Linked DNA regions of Homo sapiens: regions 1 and 3 are each linked to region 2. A link is a contact called in ENCODE Hi-C or POLR2A ChIA-PET data. All regions are on one chromosome and are shown on one strand. Each heading gives the region's core, a stretch centred on a gene start or an enhancer-like site at or near the end of the contact. The rest is flanking DNA. Distances are from core to core; before and after follow the strand shown. Region 1 holds the start of S1PR1 (sphingosine-1-phosphate receptor 1). Region 2 overlaps CDC14A (cell division cycle 14A). Region 3 has its middle 87 kb from the start of DPH5-DT.

Evidence for each region. Hi-C counts contacts between places; a loop is a spot of excess contacts on that map. ChIA-PET counts read pairs that join two places held with the same protein, here RNA polymerase II (POLR2A). Pooled maps may share reads with other maps.
Region 1: a loop to region 2 is called in a map of naive thymus-derived CD4-positive, alpha-beta T cell, with 5 times the contacts of the local background. The contact joins the promoter of S1PR1 here to the enhancer-like site in region 2. A Hi-C loop is called at or near these places in 2 of 168 maps with a recorded cell type or tissue (CD4-positive, alpha-beta T cell and naive thymus-derived CD4-positive, alpha-beta T cell) and 8 of 50 pooled maps. POLR2A ChIA-PET finds 5 or more read pairs at or near these places in 2 of 52 experiments (T-cell and activated naive CD4-positive, alpha-beta T cell).
Region 3: a loop to region 2 is called in a map of naive thymus-derived CD4-positive, alpha-beta T cell, with 3 times the contacts of the local background. The contact joins two enhancer-like sites. A Hi-C loop is called at or near these places in 1 of 168 maps with a recorded cell type or tissue (naive thymus-derived CD4-positive, alpha-beta T cell) and 6 of 50 pooled maps. POLR2A ChIA-PET finds 5 or more read pairs at or near these places in 1 of 52 experiments (activated CD4-positive, alpha-beta T cell).

The regions. Positions count from the first base shown.
Region 1 is chr1:101,235,769-101,238,468 of GRCh38, forward strand. It overlaps S1PR1 (sphingosine-1-phosphate receptor 1), which reads left to right and starts at 1,251. Exons shown (of 2, transcript NM_001400.5): 1 at 1,251-1,331. S1PR1-DT (S1PR1 divergent transcript) reads right to left here and starts at 760. Exons shown (of 2, transcript NR_104626.1): 1 at 557-760; 2 at 1-113. RefSeq lists an enhancer at 341-430.
Region 2 is chr1:100,438,978-100,441,677 of GRCh38, forward strand. CDC14A (cell division cycle 14A) reads left to right here. Exons shown (of 16, transcript NM_003672.4): 6 at 955-1,021. Among named protein-coding and RNA genes, the nearest start is that of CDC14A, 88 kb to the left of the region's middle. Within about 2 kb of position 1,359, at least 7 of the 41 ENCODE cell types and tissues checked have a DNase peak (open chromatin) inside an H3K27ac peak, as active enhancers do; they include CD4-positive, alpha-beta T cell, where a contact is called at or near this core.
Region 3 is chr1:101,111,159-101,113,858 of GRCh38, forward strand. No RefSeq gene overlaps it. Among named protein-coding and RNA genes, the nearest start is that of DPH5-DT, 87 kb to the left of the region's middle. Within about 2 kb of position 1,398, at least 14 of the 41 ENCODE cell types and tissues checked have a DNase peak (open chromatin) inside an H3K27ac peak, as active enhancers do.

The DNA.
Region 1 (2,700 bases), core at 1-2,500, 800 kb after region 2:
TGGGTGGAAACTTTTACAACAGTAATGCAAGGGCAGAAGCGTCCTGTCCTGAGCTTGTCACGCAGGCAGATCTGACCAAGTCCGCCTCTCAGCCTCACGTTCTTAAGTAGCATCTAAGCAAAAGAAAAGGGTGGGCAAAGTGCTAGTAATGAGATTTGAGGCCTCTGAGTCGACTCCCAAGCAGAATGTGAGAGAAGGGTGCCGGCTCCTGCTGGGCAGCTGCAGTTGCTCCGCAGCTCCTGGCCGAGAATCTCCCCCTTTGGAAATTCCTGAGCTGCCCAGGCGTTTTGAATCTCTCAGGACTCAGCAGCAGCCCACCCCCTCAACGACCTCTCCATTGGCCAGAATCTGGGACACACAGCCTGACTTTGTGCTCAGCTGAGGGAAACCCCTCGCCCAACACCAAAACCGGCGCTGGTTCATTTCTCTGTGCACTCTGGGAAAGCCACTGCCCCTCAGACCGCAGTTGCGAGTAGCACGAGGATCTGGGGTGGCGGGGGGAGTACAGGAACCTCCCGGTTCATTCTCCCTCCCGGGCTGCTTGTCTCCTCCGTACCTCTCGCAGCCCCTTCCCAGCCTCTCCTCCCCAGAGCGCCGCCGACACTCGCCGGGCCGCGGCTCAGGTTTTCTGCTGCTCGCGCGAAAGTGGCTCGGGGAGCTCCTGGCCACAAGCTCAGCACACCGATCCTCCTAGGGCTGCGGGGGGTGTGGGACCAGGGCGGTGCGCTACGAGACTCCGGGCCGTCCTCTGCCTCCTCAGACTTTTCGAGAGAAAAGTTTTCAAAGTCTCTCCACCTTTTTTTTTTTTCAGGGGCTCGGGAGAATCCTCTCCACAGCCAGGGATCAGCGTCTATCTGGGCGAGGGCAGTGATTTATACAGTAGAATCCAGGGGTTACCGGGCTCCGCCCCTTCTCTCTCTCTCTTTTTTTCTTTCATTTGTTGTTTGGGGAGGAGGGGTTCTTTTTTTTTTTTTTTTTTTTTTTTTTGCTTCTGCCCCAGATCTTTCCTGGACAGTGCGTCTCAGCAGTTCAGATCCGGGGGCCCCCAGCTGACAGAGGGCGTGGGGGGTTAAGGCATTAACCCCTCCCAGCCTCTTCCTGAAGAAACCACCCAGCCTTGGCGCGGCGCTGGGTGACTTCGCGTAGCAGGCAGGGAACTGGCCGCGGCGAGCGGGACTGGCCATTGGAGTGCTCCGCTGCGGAGGGAGGGGACCCCGACTCGAGTAAGTTTGCGAGAGCACTACGCAGTCAGTCGGGGGCAGCAGCAAGATGCGAAGCGAGCCGTACAGATCCCGGGCTCTCCGAACGCAACTTCGCCCTGCTTGAGCGAGGTAGGGGGCGGCGAATGGCGGGGGTCGCGGGCGCGGGGAGCCCGGTTGTGGTAGGGCTTAGGTGTCAGAAACGAATTTTTAAGTCGAACGAGGCAAACAAAAACTTAGAAAACATGCATCTCCGGGCGCTGAAAATTTGCATCTCTGGGCTACTAAGGAGCCCATCTCGATCAGATTGTTCTTGGGCACTTGTGATTTATGGAGTTCAGAAAAAAGGTTAATTCCCAACTGTGGAACCTACGGGTGTAGGGGCAGTGAAAATTGCAGTTGGTCGGAGGAATAGGAGGGAAGGCGTTAAATTTTGGAAATCCTATAGACAAAGAATATGGTGGGTGGTGTGGAGCGTGGGTAATGGCTTAAATTAGTACTGCCCAGGAGCAGGGTATAAAATTAGTTGGGGGAAAATGCGGAGCTTCTTGGCTTGAGCAGCCTCTGCTGTTCGCGGAGTTGCTGGGATTGTTCTCATCTCTATTACCTCATTTTATTGCATTGCTGCATTACCTTGAAATATTTAAGCAACTTAGAAGTAGACTTCTGCTGACCAGTGCCGTCTTAGAAAGTTTCTTTGTAACTTTCTAGTCCTAGGAGAGGAGTCAACGTGTTGGGGGACTGCAGTAAATAAAACTGCCCACGCAAATTTAGCAATGCACCAGGGAGCAGTTTAATGTGAGTTTCTGAAGAGTAGTTTTGCAATCGAAATTAGAAATGTGGTAGCATGTATTATGGCTGTCATGAGTAGTTTGATTTCTCTCTTTTGTGTATGTTTTGGCTAAACTAAACAAAGCAAAAAATATTTATGCAATCAACTAATGTACGAAACTTCTGGGATTTGCTGCAATCTGTTATGAATGGTTTTAACTGAATACCTTTAAATTTACTTGCCCTGGCTTGGGGTGGGGGGTGGGGTGGGGGGGCGCGGGGGGAGGCGGGGAGAATAAGAAGAAGAAAGAAAAGGCAGTCGCTTCACGGAGGCGCTAAGCTTTCCTGTTTACAGCAAGGCGGGGCGGGCCTGGCTGCCCACACCTCACTGCGCCCTCGGACCCTAAGCACACCTGCTCCTAGAGAGTTATTAATAGAGCCCCCAAATGGCTTACGCTTTCAAATGATTTTCCTGCAAATCTGATTTCTTGCATGGCACATGGCAATTAGGAGGTGGTGCTAGTATCTTTGAACTGGGGGGCTGGGGGTGGGCATGGGGGACAGAGGTGTGTGTCTTCGCCCTCAGACTGGCAGTTGAGTCTTTTCCGAGGAGAGACGTGGGCTGGTATTGAGCGTGCAGCTAAGCTGGTGACTGCTTCAGAGAATCTCATGGCTGGAAATCCGGGGGTGAGGGGGTGTGGGGTGGTGAGAGGGCAGGAGTGGAGTTAAA
Region 2 (2,700 bases), core at 109-2,608:
GGAGCCTTGAGGTCAAGTTTCCTACCTCGGACACCTTGGAACACTGTAGTGTTAAAGCTCTGGTGCCAGTTCTTGCTTAACTGACCTGAACTTGATACTTTAGTTTTATGTTGCCTAAAGCAGGTCTGCTAAATTGCTCTAAAAACTTAAATAAAGTATGAAGCACTCAATTTTCACCACGGTAGGTTCCCACTCCTTTTGAAGGAGTACTTCATGGTGCATTAGAAGCTCTCGTGGCTCCCAGTGGCTCAGAGGAGATTGTTTGGAAGCCTGACTACATTTTCCTGTTTTCTTTCTTTTCTTTTCTTTTTTGTAGGGGAAGGATGGCATTTAATCCATGAAAACACCTGCTAGGTTCTGTTGGCCTACATACATTGTCTCTCCTATCTTTTAAGCTTGTTTTTATCATATTCCTGACAGGAGGTTATTCCTCTGCCAGAATACCTCTTGCAATGATGAATGTTTTACTTAATCAAACAGTTCAATTCACTGTTAATAATAAGAATAGTCATAATATTTATGAAGTGCTTCCTATGTACCAGCCACTATATGAAGGACTTTACATATTTTAAAAAACATAATCTGACAACAGTCCTATGAGTGATAGCTGCTATCATTAACTTCATTTCACAGATGAGGAGACCAAGATTCAGCATAGAGGTAAAATAACTTGCTTAAGTTCCTGTGCAGTACCTGGTTGAATTGGAAGTGGAACTAAGGCAGTCGGACTCAGGAACGCAGGCTCTTAAATCAGCCTCTTGGATTAAAGCAATTTCAGAAGTGCTTCAGTTAAGTGTGGTAGTTAATTAGTAGGATCTAATGTATTATATAAGTTTACCATGTTGATAGCTGTGAAGCCAAACAAGCACATCTCCAGCTGACTTTGGTGTTATATTTTATTATTTGAATGTTCTAAATGCAAGTTTTTAATGTTGAGTTTATTTATGTTTATAGGGATGCTTCCTTTGGAAATTGCACTTACAATCTCACCATTCTCGACTGTTTGCAGGGAATCAGAAAGGTAATAACAATTCTCCTTGCTGTAGTTGACACAGTAGTTTAAAAAAATATGAGAAAGGAATAATCTCAACATCCTTATTTGTTATTGGAGGGAAGAAAGGGGAGCCAGTAAGTAGAAGGCTTTTCACTTCTTGAAGGATGATTGATTTGTAAAATACAAACACCAGGAAAAACTGGGAGGAGGGAGTGGCAGGGGCCTTTCTTTGTCGTTTAAACTATTTGTGTTCCAGGGCAGATTTATCACCACTATCAGCTGCAGTGCCTGTGACATTGCTTTGTCACATGCTTAGCTTCATTATCAGGCTTGATCTTGGTGTGGGAGAGTCAGGAAGTTATCTAAGCCACTGTGCTCCTCTGCTGCTTGGTCCCACCCCAGACCCACTAAAACAAAAACTCTGGGGGTGGAGCCCTGCGGTCTGTATTTGAACAACCTCTCCAGGTGATTTGATGCACTCCAAAGTTTGAGAACCAAGTCATAGTTATTTAATTATTTCTGTATATAATGGAGAAGTTAAACTAGAAGATTTCTGAGAGCTCTCGGAACATGTTTTAGAAACATAAATTCACAATCTGAGAAGTTATATAAGCTATACTGTAAATTCTAATGAGGGCTCAAAGTACATAATCTCGAACATATAACTATGGTTTATTATCAGTCAGGAATGTACATATTACATAACCTATTGATCATAGGACATATATAATAATGTCACATGGACTATAAATATATTATCAGTAGCAATTCTAGTTCATTTCTTGGATGTAATATAAAACTGATTTTTGCTGTGTTTTGAGTTGAGAAAATTGGTGTGATAAATGTGCTACCTGTTTTATACATGGTTGTTTCTATTTAATTTAAAATGAATTTAAACCCTATCAAACTTTAAAATGGTTTTCAAATCTTTTTCTTTCTACTTAAACAACTACAGAGATACTCTAGCCCACTCTTGCAACAATATTACCAAGGTGCATTTCCAGTAATGCCAGTTAAGAGCTTCTATGGAGACGTTACCCAACATATAACAGTTGATTATAGCATTTGGAAAATATGCCTGAGGGAAAAAATAATTTATTTATCGTCACTATTATTATTTTGCCTTTTCTACCATCTGCTACAGGCCATTTGTTTTATAACACTTAAAAAATTTAGAAAGTTCACACTGGAATATCGCTGCCTGTAATTATGGTAATTAGTAACTCAGTATAGAAAGTTGTGGCATCCTTCCTGTTGTAGAGGAAAGGTATGTAAACTTGTTTCATCAAATGTTGGGGTTAACTCAAAGACAAATGAGATTTTGGAGGATCTGATAGATTGTGCAGCATGTCTTTAAGCACCTGAGACATTTCCTGTAAGTTCATTCTCTTACATAAGGCACCATATTCTGGGCTATTTTTGTGTGGCAACGAGTAGTACCATTCCAAGAACCTATACAGAGTATGGCCACATTTTTGCCTTTTTAGGGAGCACATTTCTCTGATTTTAATGTATTGGCATTGTCATAAGTATAGTTTATATTCCATGTTATGTGAACTACTATACATGGATATAAGCAAACCCTTTGAAAATACAGAGGAAAAAAAAGTGAATCCTTCAGAGAGTTTGTATATTTTTCTCACTTTTTTGTCTGGAAAGGTGCATATGGATGAACTCAGTTTTTTTTTTTTTTTTAGAATGGACTA
Region 3 (2,700 bases), core at 148-2,647, 670 kb after region 2:
TCACTATGCTAGGCTCTAGAATAAAATATTTCAGAATAAAGAAGTTTCCCCTGCTCTTCCAATTGCTTATAATCTGGGAAGGAAAGATAGTTCCATGAGTGATAATTACAGGATAATAAAATAAATATGTCAATTGAACACTGGCCCAATAGTAACAAAGCAAAGGGAAATGCAGTCATAAAGGTAACACCGAGTGCCTGACAAACCAAGAATATTAAATACTTCATCCGAGGCTCTCCGTAACCCGCCCTATCCTATCTTTTCCAACCTTATTTCTTTATACTGTTACATACTCTAAACTCCAACCAAAGGTAAGACTACCATAGAAGATGCCCATTATGAAATTTAGACAGTTTATTTTGGGGATACATTTTCTTATAGTTCCATGAATACCAAAAGGGCTATGGCAACAGCTTGTAATTTCTATAGTCTTGTAATTCAACATGGCAAAGTAAGGTTGATCTATTTTGGGAAGGTATTTTGATAGGGTAACTTTGTGTTAAATATAGTCAGCCTTCTGCTAGCATTATGTATAATGACAAATAATCTAAATGTAGTTTCACAGATAATCTAAAGTCACGTGCAGGTTTACAATGTATTTTCTGCCTTCCTGCTCTGCCATCTCTCCTAGGAAGGATATCCCATAGTTTTGCCCTTTTTAGGCTAATGTTAACAATCACAATTTAATGTTAACAAACATTTTCTAACCACATGCCACTGTTGATATGTTTCTGATGGATAATGAGGAAGGAAACTGTTTAACAACTAAACATTGTCTTGCATTATCCCTAAATGCATAATCAGATATATGTTAAAATGACACATTTTTCTCTTGTGTGTGTGTGTGCAAACAACTTGCATAAAAATAGTCTAACTTCTGTACCAAAGAGGTGTACAATACATGTAACTATAGTGTTCACTTGTAGTATGTTAGAACCCACCTTTGGGTGGAGTTACACTACTGCCAACGGATTTAGTTGTTGTGGTTTATTCTAACACTTTCGGTCACTTTGAACAATCAAGGGTGTTTGATCCAACGTTAGAAGACTGCATTTCATGAGAACCAAGACAACATCTACTACAGCTGTCTGGGCCAGCAGCGTGCGTCACACCACAGACAGCCTGCCCAGCCACTTCTTTCCGGTTCCTGTTTTTGTCTGAAAATGGCAAAGTTGGGAATTAAAAATTAGTTGTAAGAGCCCCCAAATGTAATTCTTTGTAATCAAATGTAACTGTTGGCAAAAGCACATTTGTTTTTGAAATCAAATATAAATGTGCATACAGTATTGATTCCTTTTTAAAATAAATTTAAATATATCTGATGAAGCAGCACAGTTACACCCTTTTCCTTCTGCATTTTTAATCTTTATCAGAACACTAGCTCTCCAGACTTAGATTACAAGTGTGCTCTGTTTCCCTTTGCCTCAAACTCTTTCCTTGGTAACTAACTGCACTGCTGCTTCTGTGGCCTCATTTTAATTTCATGCTTCAGCAAATGCAATCTGGCCCTGCTCTCAACAAACTGCTTAATCAAAGCTTGCCCATCTCCCAACCTCATTGGCCACTTTCAGGTAATCATTTTATCAGTCTTTTTTAAAGTCTTCAACACCAACTATCTATGCACTCTTCTCTTTACTGTTGTTAACTCGCAAATATCTTTCAGTCCTCTTTTCCACTCTAACTCTTAGATTTGTGCTGAATGTCTTTGGACCTTTTCTTTCCTCTCTCACTTATTTTCTTCCACAGCTTTTTTTTTTAAATGCTAAAATGAACTTAAAAACACAAAAGTAATGAATGTCTGTTGTAACAATACAAAGAGTACAGTGAACTATCCAGTAACAAATTAGCTGTCTTTCCTTCTTCCCATATGTATACACACATACATTTATATATTTGTATTTACATATATGTATATCATATATTCATACATATATGTATTTACCAATGACTTTCTTCACAGAATTGGAAAAAAACTACTTTAAAGTTCATATGGAACCAAAAAAGAGCTCACATTGCCAAGACAATCCTAAGCAAAAAGAACAAAGCTGGAGGCTTCATGCTACCTGACTTCAAACTATACTAAAAGGCTAGAGTAACCAAAACAGCATGGTACTGGTACCAAAGCAGAGCTATAGACCAATGGAACAGAACAGAGGCCTCAGAAATAACACCACACATCTACAACTATCTGATCTTTGACAAACCTGACAAAAACAAGAAATGGGGAAAGGATTCCCTATTTAATAAACGGTGCTGGGAAAACTGGTTAGCTATATGTAGAAAGCTGAAATTGCATCCCTTCCTTACACCTTATACAAAAATTAATTTGAGATGGATTAAAGACTTCAATGTCAGACCTAAAACCATAAAAACCCTAGAAGAAAACCTTGGCAATACCATTCAGGACATAGGCATGGGCAAGGACTTCATGACTAAAACACCAAAAGCAATGGCAACAAAAGCCAAAATTGACAAATGGGATCTAATTAAACTAAAGACCTTCTGCACAGCAAAAGAAACTACCATCAGAGTGAACAGCCAACCTACAGAATGGGAGAAAATTTTTGCAACCTACCCATCTGACAAAGGGCTAATATCCAGAATCTACAAAGAACTTAAACAAATTTACAAGAAAAAAAAATCAAATAACCCCATCAAAAAGTGGGCGAAGGATATGAACAGACACTTCTCAAAAGAAGA